Linked DNA regions of Mus musculus: region 1 is linked to region 2. The links are chromatin loops, found by intact Hi-C in ENCODE. Cell type or tissue: left cerebral cortex. All regions are shown on one strand. Links, peaks and the distances in the headings refer to the core of each region. The heading gives the core; the rest is flanking DNA.

Region 1 (8,489 bases), core at 186-8,185, 200 kb before region 2:
TGAGCCATCATCTTTGTAATATTTCCTGAGTTGGAAAGACATCGGGTTGTGGAACTCATTCCATGAATGGAATCTGCAACTTTGTAAATAGACAGAGGGAAAAAGGATAGAACCCTGTATCTACAGCTCACTGATTAATCTCTGTTCCCAGCTCCTGCTGCATGTATTTCTCTGCTATGCTGGACTGCCTTGAATTGTGAACTAAAATAGCCTTTCTTCCCTTAAGATACTTTGTCAGAGCATTTCATCAGAGCAACAAAAGAGAAACTGAGACACCTTTGCAAGTTACAATGATCCAGGCAGATGAAGACTGGGAGCCAAGAGTGCCTGTTGGAAAGATGGAAAAATAATAGGTTCATCTCAAATTCCTTTGCTGTGCTGCATGGGGATGGAAACATGTTTGTGGAATATATAGTCCATCTAATAAGAATTGAGGATAGAAGTAGTTAACAGAGACTGAGGAAAGAGATGGGAAGGATATAGTAAAATGCACATCTATGAATACAATGATACATTTTGGCAGGCATAATTTCTTGTTGTCAATGACAGTAAATACAGGTAACAATAGAGTAGTTAGACAATAGAAGATTTTGAATGTGCTCATCATAGATAAATGATGAAAATGTAAGGTGATGGCACAATTGTTGCTGTGATCAATTGTTATGCAATAAATGTATTGGATCTAGACATCTCATTATACCTACTAAATATGTACAAATATGTGTTGATTAAAATTTAATATTTTTTTTAAAAAACCTAACAAATCAGTTAAATTCCATGTTTAAGAGTTGTTTATCAAAACTCAGATCACAGCTAAGCAGAAGCCTGATGATCGAATAGCTTGCAGAAATTTGATGTGTAGTCAGAGCAAACATCTGCTGTGCTTGGGTCCGAGTCCTGGGAAGGGAGTGGTGAAAGCTAAGGAGCCTGAAACCTAAGACAGCACAACTGCATGATCTATCTCAGTGGTTTGCTCTGTTGAGTCTCAGAATCCTCAAGATTTATAGTTGTATAACTGTCCCTAAGCAAGAGCTGGCATTTTAATCCTTCTGACAATCCCCTTCCCTCAAGTCTGATACACTTCTCAACTGACAATAACCTAGGTCAGTAACTTAGCTATCACGTACTTTGATGATGAAAAGGAGTAAGTAGGTATTAAAAGGACTGTAATAGTCAATTAATATTTCTACTCTTGACAGTGGTTTTGGGACTGTTTGCTTGAGAGAGTAGATAACTGTATAAACAAGAATTTGCTAACTAGAGGGACAGTAATTTTCAAGACATGGAATCTGACATTTGCAGTGGTTTGAATGAGAAATGCCACCACCACCAGACTCATGTTTTTAAGCAAGTAGTTCCTCGAAGGTGGCACTATTCTGGCAGGTTATAGTGCCTGGAGAAAATGCAGTGTTGCTGATGGAAGTAGATCTCTGGGGATTGGTCTTAAGATATTATAGCCCCACTTCCTGCTCTTCTCCCCCCCCCCACTCTCCCAACTCCTCTCAGCGTGATGATGAGATTTGACCTCTCTACATGTGGTTTCTGCTATGCTTTCTTTGTCAGGAATTCTGTATTCTTGGTACCATAGATGAAAATAGAGCTTTTATCCTCCAGTCACTCTATGTCATGGACTTTTTATCACAGAACAGAATGGTGACTAAGTAATACAAGCAACACAGCAGCAAGAGTAACTACTGAGCCATCGATCCAGCCTCTGAGGCTCTTAGAAGGGCCTTGGTATTTCTGTGTCTGTCTTTCTTACCTTTGAAAAATTTAAACTTCGTTTACATATTTTATCTTTTCCTCCCTACAGAGCTCATCATTTAAAAGTCCCAGTTCATTAATATAATCATTAGTTGCAACTGTGTGGCTACCAATCACCAATCATAGTTTCTTGTTTCTATTCTGGTCATGGTCTAATAATTCCCGTCTTGCTGTCAGCCTCATCCTCATTCTTGATCAAGGTGAGCAAGGTGACATATTTCCTCATCTATTTAATTATTGATATCTTGTTTTTTAAACTTTTTTTTCATTTTAATTAGATATTTTCTTCATTTACATTTCAAATGTTATCCCCCTTCCTAGTTTCCCCTCAGAAAATTCCCTATCTTCTCCCTACTACCCCTACTCCCCAACCCACCCACCCCGACTTTCTGGTCCAGGCATTTTCTTATACTAGGGCATAGAACTTTCACAGAACCAAGGGCCTCTCTTCCCATTGATGACCAACTAGGACATCCTCTGCTACATATGCATCTAGAGCCACAAGTCCCTCAATGTGTGTTTTCTTTGATTGGTGGTTTAGTTCCAGGGAGTTCTGGGGTTGCTGGTTACTTCATATTGTTGTTCCTCCTAGGGATCTGAAAACCCCTTCAGCTCCTTGGGTACTTTCTCTAGCTCCTTCATTGGGGACCATGTGCTCTGTCTAATGGATGACTGTGGGCATCAACTACTGTGCTAGTCAGGCACTGACAGAGCCTTTCAGGAGACAGCTATATCAGGCTTCTGTCAGCAAGCTCTTGTTTGCATCTGCAATAGTGTCTGGGTTTTGTGGTTGTTTATGGGATGGATCCCCAGGTGGGGCAGTCTCTGGCTAGTCATTCCTTCAGTCTCTGCTCCAAACCTTGTCTCTGTAACTCCTTCCATGGGTATTTTGTTCCCCCTTCTAAGAAAGATCAAAGTATCCATACTTTGCTTTTCCTTTTTCTTGAGTTTCATGTGTTTTACAGATTGTATCTTGGGTATTCTGAGCTTCTGGGCTAAAATCCACTTATCAGTGAGTGCATATCATGTGTGTTGTTTTGTGATTGGGTTACCTCACTTATGATAATATCCTCCAAATTCATCCATTTGCCTAGGAATTTCATGAATTCATTGGTTTTAATAGCTGAGTAGTACTCCATTGTGTAAATGTACCACATTTTCTGTATCCATTCCTCTGTTGAGGGGCATCTGGGTTCTTTCCTGCTTCTGGTTATTATAAATAAGGCTGCTATGAACATAGTGGAGCATGTGTCCTTATTACAAGTTGGAGCATCTTCTGGGTATATGCCCAGGAATGGTATTGCTGGATCTTCTGGTAGTACTTTGTCCAGTTTTCTGAGGAACAACCAAACTGATTTCCAGAGTGATTGTACCAGCTTGCAATTCCACCAACAATGGAGGAGTGTCCCTCTTTCTCCACATCCTCGCCAGCATCTGCTGTCACCTGAGTTTTTGATCTTAGTCATTCTGAGTGGTGTGAGGTGGAATCTCAGGGTTGTTTTGATTTGCATTTCTCTAATGTTTAAGGATGTTGAACATTTTTTTAGGCGCTTCTCAGCCATTTGGTATTCCTCTGTTGAGAATTCTTTGTTTAGCTCTGTACCCCATTTTTTATTTGGTTTTTATGGAGTCTAAGTTCTTGAATTCTTTGTATATTTTGTATATTAGCCCTCTATCAGATATAGGATTGGCAAAGATCTTTTCCTCATCTGTTGGTTGCCTTTTTGTCTTATTGACAACATCCTTTGCCTTACAGAAGATGTGCAATTTTATGAGGTTTCATTTGTTAATTCTTGATCTTACGGCACAAGCCATTGGTGTTCCGTTCAGGTATTTCCCCCCCTCCTCCCCCCCCCGTACCTATATGTTTGAGATTTTCCCCCACTTTCTCCTCTATAAGTTCCCGTGTCTCTGGTTTTATGTGGAGTTCTTTGATCCACTTAGACTTGGGCTTTGTACAAAGAGGTAAGAATGGATCAATTCACATTCTTCTACATGCTAACTGCCAGTTGTGCCAGCACCATTTGTTGAAAATGCTGTCTTCTTTCCACTGGATGGTTTTAGCTCCCTTTGTCAAAGATCAAGTGACCATAGGTATGTGGGTTCATTTCTGAGTCTTCAATTCTATTCCATTTATCTACCTGTCTGTCGCTGTACCAGTAACCATGCAGTTTTTATCACAATTGCTCTGTACTACAGCTTGGGGTCAAGCATGGTGATTCCACCAGAGGTTCTTTTATTGTTGAGAATAGTTTTTCCTATCCTAGGTTTTTTGTTATTTCAGATGAATTTGCAAATGGCCTTTTCTAACTCGGTGAAGAATTGAATTGGAATTCTTATGGGGATTGCATTGAATCTGTAGATTGGTTTAGGCAAGATAGCCATTTTTTTTTTTTTTTTTTTTTTTTTACATTCTTGAACTTCTGAGACTCTGCTATCCCATCTAGTATTCTCATGAGAAAGTTCAAAGTGTTTATTTTGGAATATGGCTTCACATTTCCCAATAGGAGTCAGCTATTGTATCTGGCTGGCACTGAGGAAAAGCCAAGCCTGCCCATTACCTGTGCCAAGGTGAGTTTTACCAAACAGGTTTCGGATGAATTCCAGGGTTGAGATTTTACAGGTTCACAGTGACTATTACAACTCACTCCCATTTGCTGACTGTCTAGCACAAACTAGCTCTCCCAGTGGGAATCACACTGATAAATTCTCAAGAGTGAACCAGTCCCAGGGCTGGAAAGATGGCTTAGCAGTTCAAGTGATTCCCACAAAGACAAGAAGACCAGAGTTTAGATTTGAACAGTATATAAATGCCATGACCTCTGGGTTTGATTGAGATGTCCTGTATAATTGTAAAATTATTTCACTTAAAAAATAAATAGCAAATGTAGAAGCAAACATTTTATGTTTGTTATTTAATAGGATAATGTACATAAAAAACTTTAAATTTCAATTTGCTTACGAGAAAATAAGAGAAAGAATGTTAGATTTTCTTCTACAGGGAAAGCTTACATAGGTTTTTATCATGAAGTTCTAATAGAATGTATTTTGTAAAATAACATGAGCCAGAAGATGGCACTATAGCTGCATATTTGGTCTATGTGTGTATTATTCATTAGTCTTCTATTTCCCCATTTCCTAGATTTAACAATAATAAAATCATAGTAACAGATTGGCTGATCCAGTTCTTGTCTTATTTGGGTTAGCTGCTTGCTTAGGTAGCATTTCTATCACCTTAACGTCTCTCTATTAATTATTATTCTTTTGTTTGACTGCCATAAATACCTCTTCCTGGGCTAAGAAATAGTCTGTTAATTTAACATATACATTAATATGTAATAAGTATATATAAATATTAAATATATCATTATATGTTGTATGTGTTACATATTATATATTATGTGTTATATGCTATATATTATGTATTAATTACAAATTATATACCATTATACTATATATTAATATGTGTTGTATGTTAATATATTAAATATACTATTAATTGCCAATATGTTTTTATATTTTTCTATGGCAGATCAAAAACTCCATTTCTGAGGTTTCAACTTCAGTCTTGCATGTGATACTGGGCAAGGCTGCTACATCTCAAAAAGTTCTCTTTCTTCTGGAACAAATGGCTACCAGAAAAAGAATTGAAACATGGCCATACCAGCCAACACAAATTCCCCCAAGAGACCTACTGCTTTAAATGCCAGTTATCAAGATACCATCAACTCTTTCCATGGTTTTCAGAGTAGAGACTGGTTTTGAACACAGCTGTCCTTACAACATCTGGAATGCCTGATACAACATATGGTGATCACTGACGCAAGCATGTAGCTCTCACTCAGAGTGAACAAGATATAGTATATTCTGAACAAAATATGAGTGGCTATGACCTGGGAATACAAATTCAAGTTTCGAAGAAAGCTATGTTCCAGTGTGGTAGCAGGTTTGTTAAACTTTTATAGTTACAAAACAAAAAAAAAAGGTACAAATGAAGGCCCTTAAATTATTTTTGATGGGCTGTTAGGTAGCTAGTTATAACAAAACATGGAAGACCCTGCTGTAGACCTCAGATGCTATCTGATGACATTCTTAGCATTTGGGTCTAGGGAATCTAACATTAGCACATTCTAAAGGAATTTACCTTATAGACCTAAGGATGCTAGTTCATACACACAATCAGGCAATGAATGGCTCCTAAGGTGACTAAAGATAAACCCAGAAAATTGGTCTTTGGACCTGCAACATTCCAACTCTCCTAACTCACTAGACTTGTAGAATCTTTAACAAAGCTCTGACATTCTTATTTATGGGAGCATCCATATATAGGTTCAAGGAATTTGTTAGATGAAGGATTAAGTGATCATGTAGGTGCTTCCTAGGAGTAGATGTTAGCTGTATCTGTTAGACTTTTCTGTGATGACAAACATGTTCTGTACTTATGTGGCCAGAATGGTAGCCATCGGTCACATGTGGCTAGTTTTCTTTTTTCTTTCTTATTGTATGATTAGTCCAAACAAGGAAATAAAACTTAAATTTTAAAAGTTATCTTAAATTTGAATAGTGTCTACCATATTGCACAAAATATCCTTTATACCTTCATGATGCTTTGTAAATTTTACTACTCTGCAGTGTCATTTGTGGACAGACTGAGTCATTCTGCCTCAGCTGAATCCGTAAGTATCATTTAAGTTATATGTATGTATTTGATCCATAACCACACTTGCAGAAGCTACTCATGACTTAGGAACCTGAAAGTAATTCTGCTATATCTGTATCAGTACCTCTCTGACTTCTATCTGTCTGTCTGTCTGCAGATTGTTTGCAAATGGATATTGGCCCAATTTCCTCAAAACAAGTTTGGTTTCTAAGAGATCTGCATTTGACTAGAATTCTGTAGATGTGCTATGGTCATAGACACTACTAGAATTTAAATGCATTGGCATTATTAAAAGTAAGATAATGAAAATGTTTTCAAATGCTGTTGAGGAGAAACAGGATCCAGAGACAGGCAAGAAGTTCAGAGACATTCCCTGCCTCAGTTGTTGGGAGACCCACATGATGACCAAGTTGCACTTCTGCTACATATGTGCAGAGGGCCTCGGTCCAGCTCAAGGGTTGGTGGTTCAGTCTCAGGGAGCCCCCAAGGATCCAGGTTAGTTGACTCTGTTGGTCTTCTCGTGTTGTCCCTGTTCTGTCCAGGTCTCTCAATCTTTGCCCCAAATCTGCAAGACTCCCCAGGCTCCATCTAGTATTTGACTGATGGTACCTCATGTGTTTCAGTCAGCTGCTATGTGGAGCCTCTCAGAAGACAGTTATGGTAGACTCCTGTCTGCAACCATAACATAGTATCATTAATAATGTCAGGGATTGGTTATTCCCCTTGGGATGGGACTCAAGCTGAGTGAGTCATTGGTCATCCATTTAAAGTACAGGATACCAATGTTCACAGACGTAAAAGAAACTAAATAACAAAGAGGGCCCAAGAGAGGATGTTTGAATCTCATTCAGAAAAGAAAAGAACATAGTCACTAGAGGTGTATGGAGGGAAGGAACTGGATGGGAAAGGGGATGGGAAGAGTAAGGGGGCCGGGAGAGAGGGATCAGTTCTAGGGAGAGGGCAGGGAGAGTGAGTCAAACTGGAGAAGGCGGGGTGGGCATCTCTGGCACTAGCTGGACATTTGGGATAGAGGAGACTCCAGAGGGTCAATGGGTATGAATCTAGCTAAGTCCTAGCAATGGGGGATATAGTCTGAAGTGCCACCTACTGTAGCCAAGCAGGACTCCAAGGGGAGAGATAAGGACACCATACTATACACAAAACCTTGGACCTGAAATTTTTCTTGCCTACAAGAAGTGCAGGGACAAGAACGGAGGAGAGTGAATGAACTTTTGCAATGAACTTTTCACTAAGGACCTCATTGTGGTTGTTCTCAACTGAAGGTGGTCTTACTCCTCTGGAAACATGTTGCAACATCTGGAGTCAAGTTTGATTGTTAGCACTTGGCTGAAGAGTGTGTGTGTGTTTGTGTGTGTGTGTGTGGGGGGACCTGCATCCTACAAGCAGCTCCTGGGTAGAAGTAAGGGATGTTGCCAAGTGCTTCTGAGGATCTCCTTTCCTTTCCAAACAGAGGAGCTTCTGTGACCAAGTCCAGCAACTTGCGCATTGAGCAATCACTCCCAGTGACAGTTCAAAGAGAACAAATTTGGTTTATTATCATAAATGTGTTTCAATATGTACAGTGTAAGACTTTTACTTAATGCAAAACTAAAATAAAAAAGACAGCAGATAACTCATCAATGATAAAAAGGAGGACAAAGATTAGGATGTACAGAGTAAGTCTGAGTTTGGTTTGATACTATTCTATATTCACATGAGATACTATAAAATGTGCACTAAATACATATGAAAATGACAATTTTATCATTCAGGCTACGATATTCTAAAGATGTTTCCAGATTATTTGAATGACTTATATAAATATTCTTTTGCAGATATACCTGCCCCAGTACATGGGAACGCCAGGGTCAAGAAGTGGGAGTGGGTGGGTAGGGGAGCAGGGCAGGAGGAGGGTATGGGGGACTTTAAGGATAGCATTTGAAATGTAAACGAAGAAAATATCTAATTAAAAAAATGAAAAGAAAAAAACATACCTGCTATTTAACGGTAAATTCAAATATTGAACAACAATATCTTTACTGATATCTTGTTTCAAGAATTTTAT
Region 2 (8,489 bases), core at 370-8,369:
ATGTCCTTGTTTTTAATAGCTGAATAGTAGTATTCCATTGTGTAAATAAACCATACTTTCTGTATCTATTCTTCAGTTGAGGGATATCTGGGTTGTTTCCAGTTTCTGGCTATTATAAATAAGGCTGCTATGAACATAGTGGAGCATGTGTCCTTGTGTTATGGTGGAGCATCTTTTGGATATATGCCCAGGAGAAGTATAACTGAGTATTAAGTTAGGATTATTTCCAATGTTCTGAGGAACCAACCACAAGATTGATTTTGAGAGTGGTTGTACAAGCTTGCAATCCCACCAACAATGGAGGAGTGTTCCTTTCTCCACATTCTCATTAGCATCTGCTGTCGCTTGAGTTTTTAATCTTAGCCATTCTGATTGGTGTAAGGTGGAATTTCAGCGTCATTTTGATTTGCATTTCCCCAATTACTAAGGATGTTGAACACTTCTTTAAGTGCTTCTAAGTATGGGGAATCTCTTGGAAGTCCCAGAGACATGGAATCGTGAAGACTCCCAGGACTCAATGTGGATAACCTCAGCCAAAATGCCCAACAGTAGGGATATGGAAACTAAAGATATGGAACCTCCAATAGTAAAATAGGACCCCCAGTGGAGGGATGGGGACACCAACCTACCTACAGATATCTCTGAACAGTCTAGAAGAGGTATCCTACATCTGTCATTGAGCTTTCTGTTTGGTATCTATGCCTTCTGAGATAAGAGTAATTCCCTGTGTACGGTATCTCCAACGTGTGTGTGTGTGTGTGTGTGTGTGTGTGTGTGTGTGTGTGTGTGTGTGTGTGTGTGTTGTGTGTTATGTATTTTATAACTTGTATAGTATAATATATTATAAAATAGATTTCCTTCTATTTTTAACATCCTTAAAGTTAGTTATGCCTCCCTATCTCAACCCTCTGCCCTACACTCCCACCCCTCCTCCCACTTAAGCCTCCTTTCCCATTATTCATCCTTCCTCGTTTACATCACCTGTGTCCTGTTTCACCCCTTTACCTTAAGTGCTTTCTTTTCCTCCTCACCACTGGCATCTTTCTGTCTCTTGAATTCCAGTTTTACACAAATTAAGCAAAAAATTCTAGAAATTTGATGCTATGATTCACCTAAGACTGAAACATAATATTTCTCTTTCTAGGTCTGATTTACCTCAGTCAGTACAATTTTTCCAGTACCATATACAATTCACAATTATGCAAGCTTCATAGTTTCACTTTCCTTCACAGATTAATAAAAAAAAAAAAACTCTCATATGTAGCTACCATGTTTTCTAGATCCAATCACCGAGTCGGTTTTCATGCCCTAGCTCTGGTGAATAGAGCATCAGGGAATATGGATGTGCATACATGTCCTTGTAATAGCGAATGCAGTTCTTTGGGTATATATCCAAAGGTGGTACAGTTAGGTAGAATGGAGAATCTGTTTCTTGTTTTCTATGGAAATGCCACACTGATTTTCACAGTGACTTTATCAATTTACATCCCCAGAAGCACACATGGTGGTTCTCTATTCCCTACATAATGCCAATGGTTTTTGTCTGTTTTCGTAATCTAAGTCAATCTGACTACCATAAGATGACATCTCAGAGTAGTTTATTTGGCATTTTCCTGAAGGATAAGAATAGTGAATATACTTTAAAATATTTCTTTTTTTCTTTTTTTTTTAAATATTTTTATTAGGTATTTTCCTCATTTACATTTCCAATGCTATCCCAAAAGTCCCCCATACCCTCCCCCCAACTCCCCTACCCACCCACTCCCACTTTTTGGCCCTGGCGTTCCCCTGTACTGGGGCATATAAAGTTTGCAAGTCCAATGGGCCTCTCTTTCCAGTGATGGCCGACTAGGCCATCTTTTGATACATATGCAGCTAGAGTCAAGAGCGCCGGAGTACTGGTAAGTTCATAATGTTGTTCCACCTAAAGGGTTGCAGATCCCTTTAGCTCCTTGGGTACTTTCTCTAGCTCCTCCATTGGGGGCCCTGTGTTCCATCCAATAGCTGACTGTGAGCATCCACTTATGTGTTTGCTAGGCCCCAGCCTAGTCTCACAAGAGACAGCTATATCTGGGTCCTTTCAGCAAAATCTTGTTAGTGTATGCAATGGTGTCAGCGTTTGGAAGCTGATTATGGGATGGATCCCCAGATATGGCAGTCTCTAGATGGTCCATCCTTTCGTCACAGCTCCAAACTTCATCTCTGTAACCCCTTCCATGGGTGTTTTGTTCCTAATTCTAAGAAGGGGCAAAGTGTCCACACTTTGGTCTTCATTCTTCTTGAGTTTCATGCGTTTAGCAAATTGTATCTTATATCTTGGGTATCCTAAGTTTCTGGGCTAATATCCACTTATCAGTGAGTACATATTGTGTGAGTTCCTTTGTGATTGGGTTACCTTACTCAGGATGATGCCCTCCAGGTCCATCCATTTGCCTAGGAATTTCATAAATTCATTCTTTTTAATAGCTGAGTAGTACTCCATTGTGTAAATGTACCACATTTTCTGTATCCATTCCTCTGTTGAGGGGCATCTGGGTTCTTCTTAACCATTGGTATTTCTTCTGACAATTCTCTCTTTCAGCCCCATATCCATGTTTTAAGTGGGTTGCCTGTTCAGGGTTAAGTGTGTCACTGTGTTCAGGGTTTTTTGTTGTTGTTGTTGTAGTTGTTGTTTGTTTTTCTTTTTGTTTTCTTGTTTTCTTTTGTTTCTAGTTCCTTGTTTATCCTACACACTAATCCTCCATCAGATGTGTTGCTACCATTTTCCCCCCAGGCAGCCTCTTCAGCAAACCGACAATTTCCTTTGTTTCACTGGAATGGGTCTGGACCCAATTTAATCATCAATTGAACAGAGACACTCTGCCGGACAAGTCAAGAAAATGAAAGCAAGAGGGATCCCTGCCCCTTCTGGATCTCTGCAAGTGGGTAGCCTGGTTACATTGCGATTTCCCTTGATTCCTCTCCTTGTCCTCTGGAGAGGAATTTTTCTATCCTCGTCTTCTAACCTGCCACAGAGCTGTGAACTGTAGGCGTGCTTTATGCTCTCACACAGATCACCTCTGGCAAAGTGTGTTAAAGACGGAATCACCTTTACCCAAGAAGCGTCCACTTCTCCAATGAATAACAAAGTTAGGGCTCTGCATCTGCTGTTTTCGTCTTTTGTTTATTTTGTACTGCAGCTCAAGCTAACAGAATTGAAATGCTTTCTTGATTCGATACATTAGCAAATGTATTGTTCTGCTTACTTACCTATAGTGAAGTGCACCGTCAGTGCAAAGAAGGCTGAAGGAACTCCAATGGACTCACAACCCCAGTAAGAAGCACGCACACTGGGCAGTCCTCCAGCCGGAGATCTGGTAAAGAGAACTCGTTATATCTCATGTTCACAGCAGTAGATTTTACATAAATCACAAGCCCCCGACTGTAAAGGAACAGCATAAAGGAGGACCACAAAGTGTTCTGAACTTTTAGGCTTTATTTAAAATATAAAAGAAATAGTTATTACCATCCTACACATAATAAATAGTTCTTCTCATTAGCATCCTCCAAAACAAAGTGATTTTATTTAAAAGTACATTGTATTGAAGGCTAGAGAGTTCACTCAGCAATTAAGAACCATTTCAGCTTTTGCAGGAGACGCAGATTTAGTTCCCAGAAACCACAGGATGTCTAAAAACCAGACTTAACTCCTAGAACTCTTGTTCCAGAGCATCTGCGGCCCTCTGCTGCCCTCTGCAGGCACCAGGCATCTGCACAGTAAACATGCAAATATGAAGGCAAAGCATTCGTACAGATATAATAAAAACAAGAGTGAATAAATCTTTAAAAAGAAAGTAAATGATTTGGTGCAGTAAGAAGGATGCAGACAAGCAGCGAGGGCCTAGAGACATGTTAAGTGCAGCTCTCCATGATCCTTGTTCACACATACATGCGTTCGGCCACTAGATTTAACCACAAAAACTGTTAAATGATGTTAAAGGAATATTAAAAAATGTTAAAGGAAAGCAGACATCTTCAGAGCGATCTTAGATTAGTAACAACATATACTCAAGTAGCTAAGGGAGATTCAGACTTGAAACCTCATATAAGAATCACTGGCTTACCAAACCCAATCATTAGGCAGATGCCAAGACACTGCTGACAGGAGCCTGATATAGCTGTCTCCTGCAAGGCTCTGCCAGTGCCTGGCAATGCTCACAGTCATCCATTGGATGGAGCACAAGGTCCCCAGTGAAGGAGCCAGAGAAATACCCAGGGAGTTGAAGGGGACAGAAGCCCCATAGGAGGAACATCAATATGAACTAACCAGTACCCCCAGAGCTCGTTGGAACTATACCACCAATCAAAGAAAACACATGGTGGAACTTGTGGCTCTAGCTATTTATGTAACAGAGGACGGCCTAGTCGCTCATCAATGGGAGGAGAGGCCCTTGGTCCTGTGAAGGCTCTATGACCCAGTATAGGGGAATGCCAGGACCAGGAATGGGAGTGGGTGGGTTGCAGAGCAGGAGGGAGGAGATAGGGGGTTTTCGGAGGGGAAGCTAGGAAAGGGGATAACATTTGAAATGTAAATATAGAGAGAACTGGACAGCTTCTGGGACGGGCGGAAGCACAGAGCCGCTGAGGCAGTACTCTTGGCGGGCCGCAGACAGCCGGCCACCGTCCGGACCAGAGGACAGGTGTCTGCCTGGCTCGGAGACGGCCTCAGCCTCAGCAGCAGCGGTCGCCATCTTGGTTCCAGGACTCCCTGGATCTTAGGATTTTAGTCTGCACAGGTGAGAGTCTGCACCACAGAAGCTGACAGCTTCTGGGAACTGCCAAAGCAACACAGCTTCTGAGAGAGGCCCTGTTTTGGGCCTTCTTCTTCGACCAGGAGGAGGTCCAAAAACAAGATATCTGCGCACCTTCCCTGTAAGAGAGCTTGCCAGCAGAGAGTGCTCTGAGCACTGAAACTCAGAGGAGAGAATCTGTCTCCCAGGTCTGCTGAGAGACGGTAACAGAATCACCAGAAGAACAATCTCTAAACAGAGTCAACTATAACTACTAACTCCAGAGATTACCAGATGGCGAAAGGTAAACGTAGGAATCCTACTAACAGGAACCAAGACCACTCACCATCATCAGAACCCAGCACTCCCACTTCGCCCAGTCCAGGGCACCCCAACACACCCGAAAACCTAGACCTAGATTTAAAAGCATATCTCATGATGATGGTAGAGGACATCAAGAAGGACTTTAATAAATCACTTAAAGAAATACAGGAGAACACTGCTAAAGAGTTAGAAGTCCTTAAAGAAAAACAGGAAAACACAATCAAACAGGTAGAAGTCCTTACAGAAAAAGAGGAAAAAACATACAAACAGGTGATGGAAATGAACAAAACCATACTAGACCTAAAAAGGGAAGTAGAAACAATAAAGAAAACTCAAAGTGAGGCAACACTGGAGATAGAAACCCTAGGAAAGAAATCTGGAACCATAGATTTGAGCATCAGCAACAGAATACAAGAGATGGAAGAGAGAATCTCAGGTGCAGAAGATTCCATAGAGAACATCGGCACAACAATCAAAGAAAATGGAAAATGCAAAAAGATCCTAACTCAAAATATCCAGGAAATCCAGGACACAATGAGAAGACCAAACCTACGGATAATAGGAGTGGATGAGAATGAAGATTTTCAACTCAAAGGACCAGCAAACATCTTCAACAAAATTATTGAAGAAAACTTCCCAAATATAAAGAAAGAGATACCTATGAACATACAAGAAGCCTACAGAACTCCAAATAGACTGGACCAGAAAAGAAATTCCTCCCGACACATAATAATCAGAACAACAAATGCACTAAATAAAGATAGAATACTAAAAGCGGTAAGGGAAAAAGATCAAGTAACATACAAAGGCAAGCCTATCAGAATTACACCAGATTTTTCACCAGAGACTATGAAAGCCAGAAGAGCCTGGACAGATGTTATACAGACACTAAGAGAACACAAATTACAGCCCAGGCTACTATACCCAGTCAAACTCTCAATTACCATAGATGGAGAAACCAAAGTATTCCACGACAAAACCAAATTCACACATTATCTCTCCACGAATCCAGCCCTTCAAAGGTTAATAACAGAAAAAAACCAATACAAGAACGGGAACAATGCCCTAGAAAAAACAAGAAGGTAATCCCTCAACAAACCTAAAAGAAGACAGCCACAAGAACAGAATGCTAACTTTAACAACAAAAATAACAGGAAGCAACAATTACTTTTCCTTAATATCTCTTAACATCAATGGTCTCAACTCCCCAATAAAAAGACATAGACTAAAAAACTGGCTACACAAACAAGACCCAACATTTTGCTGTTTACAGGAGACACATCTCAGAGAAAAAGATAGACACTACCTCAGAATAAAAGGCTGGAAAACAATTTTCCAAGCAAATGGTATGAAGAAACAAGCTGGAGTAGCCATCCTAATATCTGATAAGATTGACTTCCAACCCAAAGTCATCAAAAAAGACAAGGAGGGGCACTTTGTTCTCATCAAAGGTAAAATCCTCCAAGAGGAACTCTCAATTCTGAATATCTATGCGCCAAATACAAGGGCAGCCACATTCATTAAAGAAACTTTAGTAAAGCTCAAAGCACACATTGCACCTCACACAATAATAGTGGGAGACTTCAACACACCACTTTCACCAATGGACAGATCATGGAAACAGAAACTAAACAGGGACACACTGAAACTAACAGAAGTGATGAAACAAATGGATCTGACAGATATCTACAGAACATTTTATCCTAAAACAAAAGGATATACCTTCTTCTCAGCACCTCATGGTACCTTCTCCAAAATTGACCACATAATAGGTCACAAAACAGGCCTCAACAGATTCAAAAATATTGAAATTGTCCCATGTATCCTATCAGATCACCATGCACTAAGGCTGATCTTCAATAACAAAAAAAATAACAGAAAGCCAACACTCACGTGGAAACTGAACAACACTCTTCTCAATGATACCTTGGTCAAGGAAGGAATAAAGAAAGAAATTAAAGACTTTTTAGAGTTTAATGAAAATGAAGCCACAACGTACCCAAACCTTTGGGACACAATGAAAGCATTTCTAAGAGGGAAACTCATAGCTCTGAGTGCCTCCATGAAGAAACGGGAGAGGAGCACATACTAGCAGCTTGACAACACATCTAAAAGCTCTAGAAAAAAAGGAAGCAAATTCACCCAAGAGGAGTAGACGGCAGGAAATAATCAAACTCAGGGGTGAAATCAACCAAGTGGAAACAAGAAGAACTATTCAAAGAATTAACCAAACGAGGAGTTGGTTCTTTGAGAAAATCAACAAGATAGATAAACCCTTAGCTAGACTCACTAGAGGGCACAGAGACAAAATCCTAATTAACAAAATCAGAACTGAAAAGGGAGACATAACAACAGATCCTGAAGAAATCCAAAACACCATCAGATCCTTCTACAAAAGGCTATACTCAACAAAACTGGAAAACCTGGGCGAAATGGACAAATTTCTGGACAGATACCAGGTTCCAAAGTTGAATCAGGATCAAGTTGACCTTCTAAACAGTCCCATATCCCCTAAAGAAATAGAAGCAGTTATAAATAGTCTCCCAGCCAAAAAAAGCCCAGGACCAGACGGGTTTAGTGCAGAGTTCTATCAGACCTTCAAAGAAGATCTAATTCCAGTTCTGCACAAACATTTTCACAAGATAGAAGTAGAAAGTACTCTACCCAACTCATTTTATGAAGCCACTATTACTCTGATACCTAAACCACAGAAAGATCCAACAAAGATAGAGAACTTCAGACCAATTTCTCTTATGAATATCGATGCAAAAATCCTCAATAAAATTCTCGCTAACCGAATCCAAGAACACATTAAAGCAATCATCCATCCTGACCAAGTAGGTTTTATTCCAGGAATGCAGGGATGGTTTAATATACGAAAATCCATCAATGTAATCCACTATATAAACAAACTCAAAGACAAAAACCACATGATCATCTCGTTGGATGCAGAAAAAGCATTTGACAAGATCCAACACCCATTCATGATAAAAGTTCTGGAAAGATCAGGAATTCAAGGCCCATACCTAAACATGATAAAAGCAATCTACAGCAAACCAGTAGCCAACATCAAATTAAATGGAGAGAAGCTGGAAGCAATCCCACTAAAATCAGGGACTAGACAAGGCTGCCCACTTTCTTCCTACCTTTTCAACATAGTACTTGAAATATTAGCCAGAGCAATTCGACAACAAAAGGAGATCAAGGGGATACAAATTGGAAAGGAGGAAGTCAAAATATCACTTTTTGCAGATGATATGATAGTATATATAAGGGACCCTAAAAATTCCACCAGAGAACTCCTAAACCTGATAAACAGCTTCGGTGAAGTAGCTGGATATAAAATTAACTCAAACAAGTCAATGGCCTTTCTCTACACAAAGAATAAACAGGCTG

Evidence for each region. A loop is a pair of places that touch in the nucleus more often than their neighbours do. Peaks named below come from ENCODE experiments on the same cell type or tissue, not always from the same donor. Only the 100,000 strongest peaks of a DNase experiment are listed, where the experiment ranks them.
Region 1: a loop joins it to region 2, with 6 times the contacts of the local background. A loop is called at or near these places in 3 of 42 quality-filtered maps.

Annotation. Positions count from the first base shown.
Region 1 is chr5:86,477,917-86,486,405 of GRCm38, forward strand. Tmprss11g (transmembrane protease, serine 11g) reads right to left here. Exons shown (of 10, transcript NM_177162.4): 10 at 7,961-8,489. Among named protein-coding and RNA genes, the nearest start is that of Tmprss11a, 13 kb to the left of the region's middle. In left cerebral cortex, for the core only: a CTCF peak has its summit at 4,832 (motif pointing right); a DNase peak (open chromatin) is centred at 4,848.
Region 2 is chr5:86,681,156-86,689,644 of GRCm38, forward strand. No RefSeq gene overlaps it. Among named protein-coding and RNA genes, the nearest start is that of Tmprss11b, 9.1 kb to the left of the region's middle. In left cerebral cortex, for the core only: a CTCF peak has its summit at 3,736 (motif pointing left); a DNase peak (open chromatin) is centred at 3,730.